Linked DNA regions of Homo sapiens: all the other regions are linked to region 2. A link is a contact called in ENCODE Hi-C or POLR2A ChIA-PET data. All regions are on one chromosome and are shown on one strand. Each heading gives the region's core, a stretch centred on a gene start or an enhancer-like site at or near the end of the contact. The rest is flanking DNA. Distances are from core to core; before and after follow the strand shown.

What was found. A loop is a pair of places that touch in the nucleus more often than their neighbours do. ChIA-PET counts read pairs that join two places held with the same protein, here RNA polymerase II (POLR2A). Pooled maps may share reads with other maps.
Region 1: a loop to region 2 is called in a pooled map, with 21 times the contacts of the local background. The contact joins the promoter of CNNM2 here to the promoter of OGA in region 2. A Hi-C loop is called at or near these places in 2 of 37 single-sample maps with no recorded cell type and 8 of 50 pooled maps.
Region 3: a map of mammary epithelial cell shows a loop between it and region 2 (12-fold over the local background). The contact joins the promoter of TAF5 here to the promoter of OGA in region 2. A Hi-C loop is called at or near these places in 1 of 168 maps with a recorded cell type or tissue (mammary epithelial cell) and 9 of 50 pooled maps. POLR2A ChIA-PET finds 5 or more read pairs at or near these places in 3 of 52 experiments (OCI-LY7, T-cell and activated CD4-positive, alpha-beta T cell).
Region 4: a loop to region 2 is called in a pooled map, with 13 times the contacts of the local background. The contact joins the promoter of BORCS7 here to the promoter of OGA in region 2. A Hi-C loop is called at or near these places in 2 of 37 single-sample maps with no recorded cell type and 7 of 50 pooled maps. POLR2A ChIA-PET finds 5 or more read pairs at or near these places in 1 of 52 experiments (activated naive CD8-positive, alpha-beta T cell).
Region 5: a map of gastrocnemius medialis shows a loop between it and region 2 (5-fold over the local background). The contact joins the promoter of NDUFB8 here to the promoter of OGA in region 2. A Hi-C loop is called at or near these places in 1 of 168 maps with a recorded cell type or tissue (gastrocnemius medialis), 2 of 37 single-sample maps with no recorded cell type and 13 of 50 pooled maps. POLR2A ChIA-PET finds 5 or more read pairs at or near these places in 1 of 52 experiments (activated B cell).

Annotation. Positions count from the first base shown.
Region 1 is chr10:102,916,990-102,919,689 of GRCh38, forward strand. CNNM2 (cyclin and CBS domain divalent metal cation transport mediator 2) reads left to right here and starts at 1,305. Exons shown (of 8, transcript NM_017649.5): 1 at 1,305-2,700. The coding sequence starts at 1,492. LOC107984265 (a long non-coding RNA gene) reads right to left here and starts at 1,346. Exons shown (of 3, transcript NR_160733.1): 1 at 1,179-1,346. RefSeq lists enhancers at 258-944, 945-1,631 and silencers at 1,101-1,280, 1,891-1,980.
Region 2 is chr10:101,817,102-101,819,801 of GRCh38, forward strand. OGA (O-GlcNAcase) reads right to left here and starts at 1,343. Exons shown (of 16, transcript NM_012215.5): 1 at 723-1,343. The coding sequence starts at 921. It overlaps KCNIP2-AS1 (KCNIP2 antisense RNA 1), which reads left to right and starts at 1,967. Exons shown (of 3, transcript NR_045118.1): 1 at 1,967-2,147. RefSeq lists enhancers at 876-1,451, 1,253-1,372 and silencers at 903-962, 1,043-1,102.
Region 3 is chr10:103,366,618-103,369,317 of GRCh38, forward strand. TAF5 (TATA-box binding protein associated factor 5) reads left to right here and starts at 1,359. Exons shown (of 11, transcript NM_006951.5): 1 at 1,359-1,931. The coding sequence starts at 1,373. RefSeq lists enhancers at 1,175-1,469, 1,222-1,461, 2,592-2,661 and a silencer at 1,592-2,131.
Region 4 is chr10:102,852,897-102,855,596 of GRCh38, forward strand. BORCS7 (BLOC-1 related complex subunit 7) reads left to right here and starts at 1,363. Exons shown (of 5, transcript NM_001136200.2): 1 at 1,363-1,531. The coding sequence starts at 1,391. It overlaps BORCS7-ASMT (BORCS7-ASMT readthrough (NMD candidate)), which reads left to right and starts at 1,314. Exons shown (of 15, transcript NR_037644.1): 1 at 1,314-1,531. RefSeq lists enhancers at 883-1,396, 1,379-1,438, 1,397-1,909, 1,509-1,698.
Region 5 is chr10:100,528,426-100,531,125 of GRCh38, forward strand. NDUFB8 (NADH:ubiquinone oxidoreductase subunit B8) reads right to left here and starts at 1,446. Exons shown (of 5, transcript NM_005004.4): 1 at 1,342-1,446; 2 at 955-1,081. The coding sequence starts at 1,426. RefSeq lists enhancers at 141-310, 1,153-1,735, 1,869-1,918.

The DNA of each region.
Region 1 (2,700 bases), core at 55-2,554, 1.1 Mb after region 2:
TCCTGCCTCAGCCTCTCCGAGTAGCTGGGACTACAGGCGCCCGCCACCATGCCCGGTTAATTTTTTGTATTTTTAGTAGAGACGGGGTTTCACCGTGGTCTACGATCTCCTGACCTCATGCTCCGCCCGCCTCGGCCTCCCAAAGTACTGGGATTACAAGCGTGAGCCACCAACGCCCGGCCTGAATGTTTTAAGTTTCAAGGAAAAGACCAATTTGGCAGCTACTCTGCTACCTCGTCACCTCCAGGTGACGTTGGGAGTACTGGGGAGCTAGGTTTCCAGAACTTTTTGCTCTTGAGTGACCTAAGACCCTAGCAGAGTTTGGTCAGTGTGATTAAGAATGAGCCTCTGTGGGTCTGTTTAGGATGCTTGCCCCCTCCCATTTCCTTAACTTGCCTGAATTCCTGCTGGGAATACAGATTCGGGGCCCTTCCCACTCTGTAAATATGGGAAAAGGTCTAGGAAGTATATACTCCTAGCAATAATATGTAGGGGTTCTATGACTAGGAAATTTGGGGAACTGTCCCCCTGACCGCTCCATCCGTAACTTCTGCACACCTTTTGGGGTACGCCGCCGACCTGGAAAGCGTTGCAGGGCGCTCATGCTGCCCGCAGGTGGCGCCACGTGATCGCGAGCCGCAGAGAGCCCGTACCCTAGGAGTCTCGAGGCGCGAGGACTGCTGGTCCGCAGCTGTGCCGGGGCCACCGACGCCGCTTACCCCGGCGGAGCGCCGCGCAGGTGGAGTTGGGGACAGCGGCCGGTGCCCCGGCTTTTTAGGCTGTGTGCATCCCAAGCCGCCTCTAGTTGGCTTCTCGGGCTTCCGGGGCAGGAGGGCGCGCGGCTTTGTGCCTACGAATTGAGAACTGGAGAGCCAGTAACCGGTGCACCGGGAACCTGCCGCCTTGCGCCGCAGGGCTTTAGTCCAAACCTGGCCGGTCCAGGCTCCGGGATCTACTACAGGGGCCCCTGGGGAGCGCGGGCCCCAGGGACGGCTCCTTCCCATTGGCAGCAGGACGGATGCCACGCCCCTTTTTCTTCAGCTCTCATCTTTGACTGGCTCTCGAGTCCCAGATGGCCACGCCCCCTCCCCTCGCACATACACAAGAGTCACGCGCCTTTCAGTTGGAAACTTGGCGTGCAGACGGGGACGGTGGCTCTCGTCGCCCCACCCACTTACCTTGCCATTGGTCCGCGGAGCGGCACACGGTCACGCCCCCATTCCAGCCCCCTGGCTGGGAGGGCGGGCACCCGCTTGTGATTGGCTGGTCGGCCTGCCTCTCGCGGGAGCAGCCGGCGCTCCTCTCCCTCCCTCTTTCCCTCCCGCGAGCCTCGGGGTTCCTCAGCTGGCTGAGGTGGAGTCAGTGTCAGTCAGGGAGGCGAACTGCTGAGCACTGGCCGCGGACGCTCCGTTGCAGTCTCGCCCAGGGGCCGGTACCTGCGCTCGCGCCGCCGGGTTGAAAGGATGAAGCCGCAGCTGGAGCAGCCACCCTATGATTGGCTGTGGCGCTTGTGAACCCAAAGTAAAGATGGCGGGCGGGCAGGCAGCCGCCGCACTGCCCACTTGGAAGATGGCGGCGCGCCGCAGCCTCAGCGCTCGCGGCCGGGGGATCCTGCAGGCGGCTGCGGGGCGGCTGCTGCCGCTGCTCCTGCTGAGCTGCTGCTGCGGTGCGGGCGGCTGCGCAGCGGTGGGCGAGAATGAGGAGACGGTGATCATCGGGCTGCGACTGGAGGACACGAACGACGTGTCGTTCATGGAAGGGGGGGCGCTGCGGGTGAGCGAACGGACCCGGGTCAAGCTGCGGGTGTACGGGCAGAACATCAATAACGAGACGTGGTCCCGCATCGCCTTCACCGAGCACGAGCGGCGGCGCCACAGCCCGGGGGAGCGCGGGCTGGGGGGCCCCGCGCCGCCAGAGCCGGACAGCGGCCCCCAGCGATGCGGCATCCGCACCTCAGACATCATCATCTTGCCCCACATCATTCTCAACCGCCGCACCTCGGGCATCATCGAGATCGAGATCAAACCGCTACGCAAGATGGAGAAGAGCAAGTCCTATTACCTGTGCACGTCGCTCTCCACGCCCGCCCTGGGCGCCGGCGGCTCGGGGTCCACGGGTGGCGCCGTCGGGGGCAAGGGTGGCTCGGGGGTGGCCGGGCTCCCGCCGCCCCCGTGGGCCGAGACCACCTGGATTTACCACGACGGCGAGGACACCAAGATGATCGTAGGCGAAGAGAAGAAGTTCCTGCTGCCCTTCTGGCTGCAGGTGATCTTCATTTCGCTGCTGCTGTGCCTGTCGGGCATGTTCAGCGGCCTCAACCTGGGGCTCATGGCCCTGGACCCGATGGAGCTGCGCATCGTGCAGAACTGCGGCACGGAGAAGGAGAAGAATTACGCCAAGCGCATCGAGCCGGTGCGCAGGCAGGGCAACTACCTGCTGTGCTCACTGCTGCTGGGCAACGTGCTGGTCAACACCACGCTCACCATCCTGCTCGACGACATCGCCGGCTCGGGCCTCGTGGCCGTGGTAGTCTCCACCATCGGTATCGTCATCTTCGGAGAGATCGTGCCCCAGGCCATCTGCTCCCGGCATGGCCTGGCTGTGGGGGCCAACACCATCTTCCTCACCAAGTTTTTCATGATGATGACCTTCCCCGCTTCCTACCCGGTCAGCAAGCTGCTGGACTGCGTCCTGGGCCAG
Region 2 (2,700 bases), core at 93-2,592:
TTTCCCTCACTACCAAAAAGTCCATCGTTCTTTTCGACTGTAAATGGGAAAAAAGGCGAGAAGGGCATTTTTAAAGCCGCTTCTGCGGTCACTAAATTCCAATTACGCATCTCAGATACTTCGAGAATCTGTGATTAAAGCCAAAGTTTCATCCCTCGAGAGCAAAGTACAGTAGCTGGGAAAGAGGGCAATTTTCTAAGTTGCAAATGAATCTTTGCGGGGGTGGGGGGAAGCAACAAAAATATTCTAAGCCAAGTGGAACTTGAAATACTATAGGCCAAACGTGCTTCTCTTCACTCCAGAAGTACAAGCACGTCAGTGTGGGCCGATTTTCCACAAAGGGTGGTGACAGAAGCACTACACATATTTTTTCACTGGAACCAGACAACCCTAGGGAATAAGATCCCAAGGTACAAAGAAGTAGAACTCAGAGGCTAACAGAACACCAGGCTCTTAACCACCGCCTCCTTAGGAGGTGGCCTGGCTCCAAGCCCAAGACGGGTGGGGTCAGACTTGTGAGTGGCCAGGGGGGAATTCGACGCCGTCTTAAGACGTGCAAGGAGATTCGCCCAACATCTCGTCTCTCCCCTCGCTTTAGGAGGGCCACATTTCAGACCCAGAGGCTTTCCGGCCTTTTAGAGTCTCCAAAATCCCCGCCACCACCCTCCTCCCGAGGACAGAACGTGTTAGTGCCAAAACGGGGAGGGAAGGAGGGCGCTCACCTTCCACCACACCGCAGAGGAACCGCCGAGCCCCTCCTGCAGCCCCGGCCACCGCCGCTCCCCCAGCCCCGGCGGGGTTGTCTTCTCCGGGTGCCGGAGCTGCCGGCGGCTCCAGCGATGCCCCCGCAGAGGCGGCAGGGTTGGAGCTGAGCTCGCTCTCCCGCTCCTCCAACGTCGCTTGACTCTCCTTCTGCACCATCCTCCTGCCCCCGGCCGCTGCCACCTCTGCGGGTCCTCCTCGACCTCTGTCCGTTGGGGCACCGGCCCGGAGCCCTGGAGAGGGCTTCAGCTCCAAGTGTGCGCCCCTCCGGCTCCTTCCCCTCCCCCTCTGCCCTTCCCCCTCCCTCTCCGCAGGGACCCGAATGCCCGGATGAGAAGGGCGGCGGCACCGGCGCGAGCCCTTTGTCAGCCGCAGCCTCGGCTTTAAGCTGGGGCGCCAGAAGCCTAAGCGGAGAGCGAGGCTGTGACCTCTCGTTCCCTGGAAGAAGACGGCCAAGGGTCCTGTCCTCGTTCTCTGCCTCTGCTGCCCTCCCGATAATCTTAGGTCTTCCGCTGTTTCCCCTCCAAGCCCCGAGCTCTCCCTCTGCTGCTGCCTCCACCGCCCGCTTCCTGTTTATCCGCACTGCGCTTGCGCTGCAGACCGGCTCAGACCGGTCCCCTCCGCCCGGCTCCCCCGCCTTCTTTGGGGCTAGCCTATTAAGCTTCTTTAGGTAGGGGGAAATAGAACAGGAGACGCGAAAAGCAGAAGGTAATGAAGGCAGTGGAATGTACCATTTCTGCTTGCCACCCTCCGAAACAAGCCTGGCACCCTGGGACGGACGGACCATTACCCGCCCCGAAGGAGGGGAGTATGGGAGGAGGCTGCCGCCGGTTGGGGCAATAGGGAGAAGGGGGGAAGGTGAAAAGGAGAGGTGTTTATTCTCTCAGTGCGCAGGCGCGGAGCCGCGGCCTCTCGTTCTTAAAGAGATAGGAAAGAACTGACCTACTTTCTATGGAGATTCTTGTAATAGGTGGGCTCATTACATCTGCCTAACCCAGGCTTGGTTCGGTAAAGACACCATTCCAAGGAGCTCAGCTCACCCCTCTGCCTTGAATCATTTTCCCCTAATCCCATTTAAAATGTAATCATTCGTTCATTCCTTCATTCAGTAGACATCTATAGAGCTTGCCTCGTGCTGGGCTCTAGAACACTATGAGCTCACAGTACGGTGGTGGAGACAAGCCACCACACACGCAGTTCCCACAAGGTGTCCCCAAGAACTTCGGAGCTCAGAACAGGTGATACTCACTCCTCCTTTGGGGAGAGGCCGTGGGCATGGCTTCACTTTTCAGCTGGATTATAAAGGATGTGAAGTTAGCCTGACTGAGCAGAAGGGGAGGGAAGACAGCACTCCAGGAAAGTGGAACGAACAACAGAGTCCAAAGGTAGGGAGGCATGAAAAGCCTGCCTTGTTTGGGAATGGGGAGCGCGCGGTGTGTGCAGTGGGGCATGAGATCCCTTCGGCCTCGGCATGGGCATCGCTTCCTTGGGAAGCCTTCCCTGAGCCCTAGATGGGTTTGGGTCTCCTTGCTGTATGTTCTCAGAGCTCTCTTGTAGACCTACCCTAATGCACTTTACATTTATGATGCTTGAGAAATCTATCTCAACCTGTGAGGTATAAACATGAAATGATGATTAAGACTTAGTAATGTCCATCTTACACTTCAGTCTGATATTTACCTTCTTTAGCCGTAGCCCAACTTGTAGTTTCAGGGACTTTCATGGTCCCTCTTCTTTTCAGTCCTGGATTGTTGAGATGGGGGTTAGGAGCAAACTTTTTTTTTTTTTTTGAGACAGAGTTTCACTCTGTCGCCCAGGCTGGAGCGCAGGAGCGCAGTGGCGCAATCTCGGCTCACTGCAGCCTTCACCTCCTGGGCTCAGGCTATTCTCCTGCCTCAACCTCTCGAGTAGCTGAGACTACAGGCACCCGCCACCACA
Region 3 (2,700 bases), core at 109-2,608, 1.5 Mb after region 2:
TACATATTTCACAACCACAACATTCTGGTATTTAAAAACTTTTTTTTTGAGACGGAGTCTCGTACTGTCGCGCAGGCTGGAGTGCAGTGGCGGGATCTCGGCTCACTGCAACCTCCGTCTCCCGGGTTCAAGCTCTTCTTCTGTCTCAGCCTCCCGAGTAGCTGGGATTACAGGGGCGCACCACCATGCCTGGCTAATTTTTTGTATTTTTAGTAGAGGCGGGGTTTTGCCGTGTTGGTCAGGCTGGTCTCTAATTCCTGATCTCATGATCCGCCCGCCTCGGCCTCCCAAAGTGCTGGGGTTACAGGCGTGAGCCACCGCACCTGGCGTTAAAAACTTTTTATTGAAATGTAATGTATACGGGCCAGGCGCAGTGGTTCACGCCTGTAATCCCAGCACTTTGGGAGGCTGAGGCCGGTGGATCACCTGAGGTCAGGAGTTGGAGACCAGCCTCGCCAACATGGCGAAACCCTGTCTCTACTGAAAATACAAAAATTAGCCGGGCGTGGTGGCACACGTCTGTAATCCCAGCTACTCGGGAGGCTCAGGCAGGAGAATCGCTTGAACCCAGGAGGCAGAGATTGCAGTGAGCTGAGATCGGGCCACTGCACTCCAGCCTGGGCGACAGAGCGACACTCCGTCTCAAAAGTTAAATAAATAAATAAATGTAATGTAATGCATGCAGCTCGATTAACTTTTACAAAAGTAAAAATGACAAAAAAAAAAAAAAAGTAAGCACTATTCAGGTCAAAATGTAAAACTACCAGTATCTCGGAAGCCTCCCTCTGGCAAATGGTATATGTTTTTGAGTTAAATACGTGGATTCGAATGTTGACATTTGGACTTTCTTCTTGCCTCTGGTAAGTTATTTAACCTCTCTTGGTTTCAACTGAGCCATCTGCGAGGTGGGGATAATATTACCTCATAAGATTATTTAATTGTAGCAGGGCGTGGTGGCGCATGCCTGTAATCCTAGCTACTGGGGAGGCTGAGGCAGGAGAATCGCTTAACAGCCTGGGCGACAAGAGCGAAACTCCGTCTCAAAAAAAAAAAAAAGAAAAAAGAAAAAGATTATTGAATTGAAGGAGATCACATAATGTAAAACATCTATCATAATGCCTAAATATAGCTGGCCTGCAATAAATGGCAATTATTCTCAGGCAAATGTAATAGGTGGTCACCAATGCCCACTTCCTGCCTTTCTTTCGCTCGGTTTTGAAAGTTGCTCTCTTTCCTATTCCGTTTCTCCTTCCTTTTCGCTCCTCCTACTGCCGTAAATGGCCTACTAGAGTTGTCGTGAAATGCTCCTCCCCGCCCTCCATGTGGCGAAAATGCAATCACGCTTGACGGCGCGAGGTGGCTCAGCCGCAAGATGGCGGCGCTGGCGGAGGAGCAGACGGAGGTGGCGGTCAAGCTAGAGCCTGAGGGACCGCCAACGCTGCTACCTCCGCAGGCGGGGGACGGCGCAGGCGAGGGTAGCGGCGGCACTACCAACAACGGCCCCAACGGCGGCGGCGGGAACGTTGCGGCGTCGTCGTCCACTGGCGGGGATGGCGGGACCCCCAAGCCCACGGTGGCTGTCTCCGCCGCTGCCCCGGCGGGGGCGGCCCCGGTGCCCGCCGCTGCTCCGGACGCCGGCGCTCCGCATGACCGACAGACTCTACTGGCCGTGCTGCAGTTCCTACGGCAGAGCAAACTCCGCGAGGCCGAAGAGGCGCTGCGCCGTGAGGCCGGGCTGCTGGAGGAGGCAGTGGCGGGCTCCGGAGCCCCGGGAGAGGTGGACAGCGCCGGCGCTGAGGTGACCAGCGCGCTTCTCAGCCGGGTGACCGCCTCGGCCCCTGGCCCTGCGGCCCCCGACCCTCCGGGCACTGGCGCTTCGGGGGCCACGGTCGTCTCAGGTTCAGCCTCAGGTCCTGCGGCTCCGGGTAAAGGTGAGCCGTGGGGTCCCGGGTAGGTACGGCCGCCGCGAAGGGGAGCAAGCCGGTAAGGCAGGGGCTGGCAGGCCTGCACCTCTGCGGGCTTGTTTTGAATTTCCTGGGCCCGCCTCTAGGGCCACATGCCCGCCCCTTTCTCTAGTGCGCGGGCTGCGCAGTCAAACCCCCTTCCGAGCTGTCAGTTCCAGTGAGAAGCTGAGGAGAGCTGTTGAGCAGAGGGATGTATGGGGAAGGTGAGCGCGGAGAGGCGGGATCTTCACGCTCTTGGTCCCTTTCCTTTCATTTGGGCTTTTGAGCCTTGGGCAGGTCCGCATGACACTAACAGTGTTTGTACAGTTTCGTACTAGCGTACTTTAAGTACTGTAAGTACTTTATTTTCTCTTTATTTCTTTAGTTCCTCTTAAAAGATGTGTTGATAAATACTTTATAGATTTTTTTTTTTTTTGAGACGGAAACTTGCTCTGTTGCCCAGGTTGGAGTGCAGTGGCGCAATCTTGGCTCACTGCAACCTCCGCCTCCCGGGTTCAAGCAATTCTCCTGCCTCAGCCTCCCGCGTAGGTGGGACTACAGGCTCCTACTGCCACGGCCGGCTAATTTTTGTATTTTTAGTAGAGGCGGGCTTTCACCATGTTGGTCAGGCTGGTCTCGAAATCCTGACCTCAGATGATCCACCTGCCTCGGCCTCCTACAGTGCTGGGATTACAGGCGTGAGACACCGCGCCCGGCCGCCATACAATATACCCTTGTAACAGTCCTGCACATCATG
Region 4 (2,700 bases), core at 113-2,612, 1.0 Mb after region 2:
TTCTTCATTTGTTTACAGGCCTATCTGCCTCATCAGCCTGGGAGTTCCACAGAGACAAGAACTGTATTTCATTTCTTTCTCTATCCCCAGCCTAGTACAGTGTCTGGTATTTAGTTCATGAAATGTTTGTTAAAATTGAATGGAATGAGGCCAGGTGCAGTGGCTCACGCCTGTAATCCCACCATTTTGGAAGGCCAAGGCTGGTGGATCATTAGATGTCAGGAATTTGAGACCAGCCTGGCCAACATGGTGAAACCCTATCTCTACTAAAAATACAAAAATTAGCCGGGCCTGGTGGCAAGCACCTGTAATCCCAGCTACTTGGGAGGCTGAGGCAGGAGAATCACTTGAACTCAGGAGGCGGATGTTGCAGTGAGCTGAGATCGAGCCACTGCACTCCAGCCTGGGCAACAAAGCGAGACTCCATCTCAAAAAAAAAATAAAATAAAATAAAATTAAATAAAATGAGACAAGTTATCGCTATGTTGCCCAGGCTGCTGATACTGAACTCCTGGCCTTGAGTGACCCTTCTGCCTCGGCCTCCCAAAGTGCTGGGACTACAGGTGTGTCACCATATGGATAGGTTGGCCTTGAACTCCTGACCTCAAGTGATCCACCTTGGCCTTTCAAAGTGTTGGGATTACAGGCGTGAGCCACCACGCCTGGCCCCTTGTCTCAATTAATCAAAAAAAGGCCTAGGCAACAGAACAAGACTCTGGGGAAAAAAAAATATATATGTATATATATATGTGTATATATATGTATATATATGTATATATGTGTATATATGTGTATATATATGTGTATATATATATATGTGTATATATATATGAATGGAATGATATTCTCATAACCCCTTGGAAACATTATTACTTCTGTTTAACAGATGAGGAATATAAGACAGAAGCTGAGTAATTTGCAGCCACACACTGCTAAATGGTAGCATTGGGACTGTAATCCGGGCCTTCTGATTCTTTTTAATTATTTGTATTAATTTTAATTTTATTTTATTTTTAAAGAGATGGAGTTTCGCTATGTTGCCCAGGGTGGTCTGGAACTCTCAGGCTCAGGTGATCCTCCTGCCTGGGTCTCCCAAAGGGCTGGGATTTCAGGCGTGCGCCGCCATGCCCTGCCGCAGGCTTTCCGATTCTGAACCATAGAGTCAATGAAACTGTCCTCCATCCCCTCCAGAGATGTTTGCCTGGACCCTGTTTTCCTCAGGATATCAATGAATAGTTCATGAGTTTAGTGAGCAAAGGTCAACCTCCATCAGGCGCATGCGTCCCTTCCTTTTCCCATGGAGGAAGAGACGCCTCTTTTCCTTCCGCTTTGCTTGTCTTTTGGCCCCGGCGACTCACCATCGTCAGTGCGCAACCGTTCGCTAACTGAAATGATGGCGACTGGAACGCCAGAGTCTCAAGCGCGGTTCGGTCAGTCCGTGAAGGGGCTTCTCACGGAGAAGGTGACCACCTGTGGTACTGACGTAATCGCGCTCACCAAGCAGGTGCTGAAAGGCTCCCGGAGCTCCGAGGTGAGCTGGAAGTGGACTCTCCCGGCCTGATAGTCCGGGGAGTCGCAGTCTTTCGTTGCTGTGGGAAGGAGGTCGCGTTGCATCTTGGGAATTGTAGGCTGTGAAGTACTTGCTATGAGTAGGTCTTCTTCGCGGAGGCGCGTGTTGCATTCTGGGGTGTGCAGTCTCTTTGGTTAGGGACAGTGTGTGAGGGTTGGGGGAAGAAGCGATGCCATGGGAACCTGTGCTTTAAAACAGCTCTTTGGGAGGCCGAGGCGGGCGGATCACCTGAGGTCGGGAGTTCGAAACTAGCCTGACAATCATGGAGAAACCCCCGTCTCTACTAAAAAATAATAATTAAAAAAATATATAGCCGAGCGTGGTGGCACATGCCTGTAATCCCAGTTACTTGGGAGGCTGAGGCAGGAGAATTGCTTGAACCTGGGAGGCGAATTATATATATAAGTATTATATATTACGTATTATATAATATATATACGTATATATTATATATAATGTGTATGTATATATTACATATATAATATACATATATATTATATATAATATATGTAATATATATTATATATATTTTCAACTAGAGGTGTTTATAGTTAACCACCTGTAAATATTCAACATATTCATCATAATAAACGTACATTTATTTAGCATTTTATATATGCTAGACACTGTTGTCTTTTATGGAGTTTAATTCATGAAGTCTTTAGAATGACTAATTGAAGGAAGTACTTTTCCTTTTTTTTTTTTTTTTTTGAGACGGAGTCTAGCTCTGTCGCCAGGCTGGAGTGTAGTGGTGTGATCTTGGCTCACTGCAACTTCCGCCTCCTGGGTTCAAGTGATTCTCCCGCCTCAGCCTCCTGAGTAGCTGGGATTACAGGCACGCACCACCACACCTGGCTATTTTTGTATTCTTAGTAGAGATGAGGTTTCACCATGTTGGCCAGGCTGGTCTCGAACTCTTGACCTCATGATCTGCCTGCATCAGCCTTCCAAAGTGCTGGGATTACAGGCGTGAGCCACCGCTCCTGGCAGCATTGCTTCTTGAGCAGTCTCCACATAGCTATTTTGTTTGATTAGCTGAGAATTTCATGTGTAAAAAACTCATTCCACAGTATTCATTTAACAAATACTTATTGGGTGTCTGCTATGTGCCAGGAACTGCTCTAGGTACA
Region 5 (2,700 bases), core at 196-2,695, 1.3 Mb before region 2:
ATTAAAGTTTAGAGTCTGAATCCAAAGTCACCCAGCTAATTGGAATAAAAACAAAAAGGGTACAGATTAGAAAAGCACTCTTCTCGTAATAACTGTGTTCTTGACCACCCAGTTGGCATTCATCTCTGCGTCTCAAACACCTCATGGGACCTCTTGCTAAGCTGGGTTTTCCCCAACAAATCCAGGTTCATCTGACACTGGCTTCGAACAAGGCTGCTCTTGTCCACAACATAAGAAAAAACAGGAAATGATGACAACTAGACATATGCTACAGAAAATGAGTGTATAACAAGAAGAATAGAAGTTGCTGAAACCAAGATTGAAAGAGTGACATTAGGACAGGAAATAAAGGCGATGATAATCACTTCAGATAATTAACCATTGGGATGTTATGTGGGTATGGATACGGAAGAGTGTGGAAGGGATAGGATAACATCAACTGGAGTACGTAAGGGGGCTGGCTGTTTAATCTGCTTAATAGTTGCTACGATTTCCACAGCACTAACAGAAAAACATTTTTTTTAAAGAGACATACACACAAATATAGAGTACTCCGTTTACAAATAAGATTCTCATGACAGGAGTCCAGCTCCAGCCTGGTCACATGCCTGGATGACAGCACCTGAGCGCAGCAGATGCTCAATCTAAATGAAACTCGACGCTCTGGATAGAGCCAAGGAAGGCTCCTGCTATTCGGGGGTCCTCGAGGGAGCCATTAAAACCTCGGCTTCCTCATTTGAGGAAACAGCCTGAGCCAAGGAGAAAATTGAAGTCCTCTCAGCTGCAGCTGCTCACCCACCCCCCTCCCACCTCCCTCCACAGAGAAAAGCACCCACTCCATTGACTCTGAGGGGTCACGAGAAGGTTCGGGAAAAAGGGTCACAGTCAAGCCACCCAACCCAGCCGGCCTTCTCCCATCACTACTTGGGTGCGAGCATACCCTCTCTGTCTCACCCCATGCCATCATCCGGGTAAGGTTCGTAGTCTTCCACACGCATATTATACTTCTTGGCGGCGGCGGCCCGTTCTTCTGGGGTCCTAGGATAGGGCCCCGGGAACATGTCCTTGGTCATGTGGGAGGCTAGAACGCAGAAGAGAACAGGTCAGAAGCGAGCCCGCTCTCCAGCCGCTCCGAAGGCTTCAAGTCGCAGGGGCTGCAGAGGTCCGAGCCCGGGACTTCGCAGGATCAGTGCGATCCTCCACCCCATTTTCTGGATATATCAACGCCACCTCCACTCCCTACCCGGAGGCTGCCGCCGCGGCATCTACGATCCCCCCTCCCGATACACCAAATTTCAGGTACCCCCTTCCCACACTGAGGTCTCGCCCGTTCTCGCGGACCTGTCCGTGCGCCCAGCGGCATCACGTTCCGGGATGCCCTTTGCAGCCACTGGACTCCCAAGACCCCGGCCCTGGCCACCGCCATCTTCACCTTCTTCACGTTTCCCTTCTGCACATGCGCAAAGGCCTGTCACGGCGGCTGAGCCGGGCCAAACGTGACGGAGGAAGCCGGGAGTGAAGAAAAGCCGAAGGGTTCAACAGGGGCGGGGTTTAAATACGCAGTTGGGAAGCCAAGGGTTGGATAGAGGCTGGGAAGGATAAGCGGGAAGAAGGGAAAACCAGGCAGGTCTCTGACATTTCAGAATGTTGTGTCCTTTTTCTCCCTGAGCTGACTTAGACCCATCCAGGGATGATGGGAACTCGGAACCTGAGCAACTCAGGTAGACAGCTTAACCACCTCCCCCAGGAGCTGTACTAGTGAAATGAGCCTGTCTTACTCTCTTCTCTGGCTGCTTGCTTTCCTCTCCTTCACGGGCACTTCCTTCCATCCCCAAACATGATCATTCTTCAAATTCACCTGTTGGTCTTGCTTGTTGTTCTGTTCTCCAAATGGGTTGATCTTCACTTAGACGCCAGTGCAACACACAATTCGGCCCTGAATTGGCTCCTTAGTTTCAGTCCGTGTTTCCATCTGCATGTCTCAGTCACCTCAACCCAACAAATGTAAAATTAAACTTATCACCAGAGGCAGCTCTCCAGAGACAGCTTAAAGCCTCAGAGTTGGTAGGACTTGGATAAAACAAATTACAAACCGGCCCATAATGAACAAACTAACTCAACAGAAGAATTGGAGACATTATTATGTTTGCATATGAATGTTTTCACTTGGGATTTGAATAACTTACACATTATAAATATGCACGTATTTCCAGTGACTTTTCAGGTGACCACTGTTTTGGAGCAGAACCTATTATTATAAACATTCTCAAGTATATATCAGAGCAATAAAAATGCATATAAGCTGGGAGCTGTGGCTCACACCTGTAATCCCAACACTTTGGGAGGCCTAGGTTGGAGAATGGCTGGAGACCAGGAGTTTGAGACCAGCCTGGGTGACATAGTGAGACTTCGTCTCTTTTTTTTTAAGTTATAAAAAGTAAACAAATATGGATATATACTATTTAATATATAAATTTTGGGAAGGACTACACAGCAACTTGCTGTCTTGTAAATGACATCACTAGTTGATGTTCAGAATAATTGCACAACATCTGCATTCAACCAATAGCAAACCCTGATCCAATTTAGGTCAAGAAACAGAGTTGATCTAATTTATTTATTTTTATTAAGATATTATTCACATACCATAAATTCACCCTTTTAGGCCGGGTGCGGTGGCTCACGCCTGTAATCCCAGCA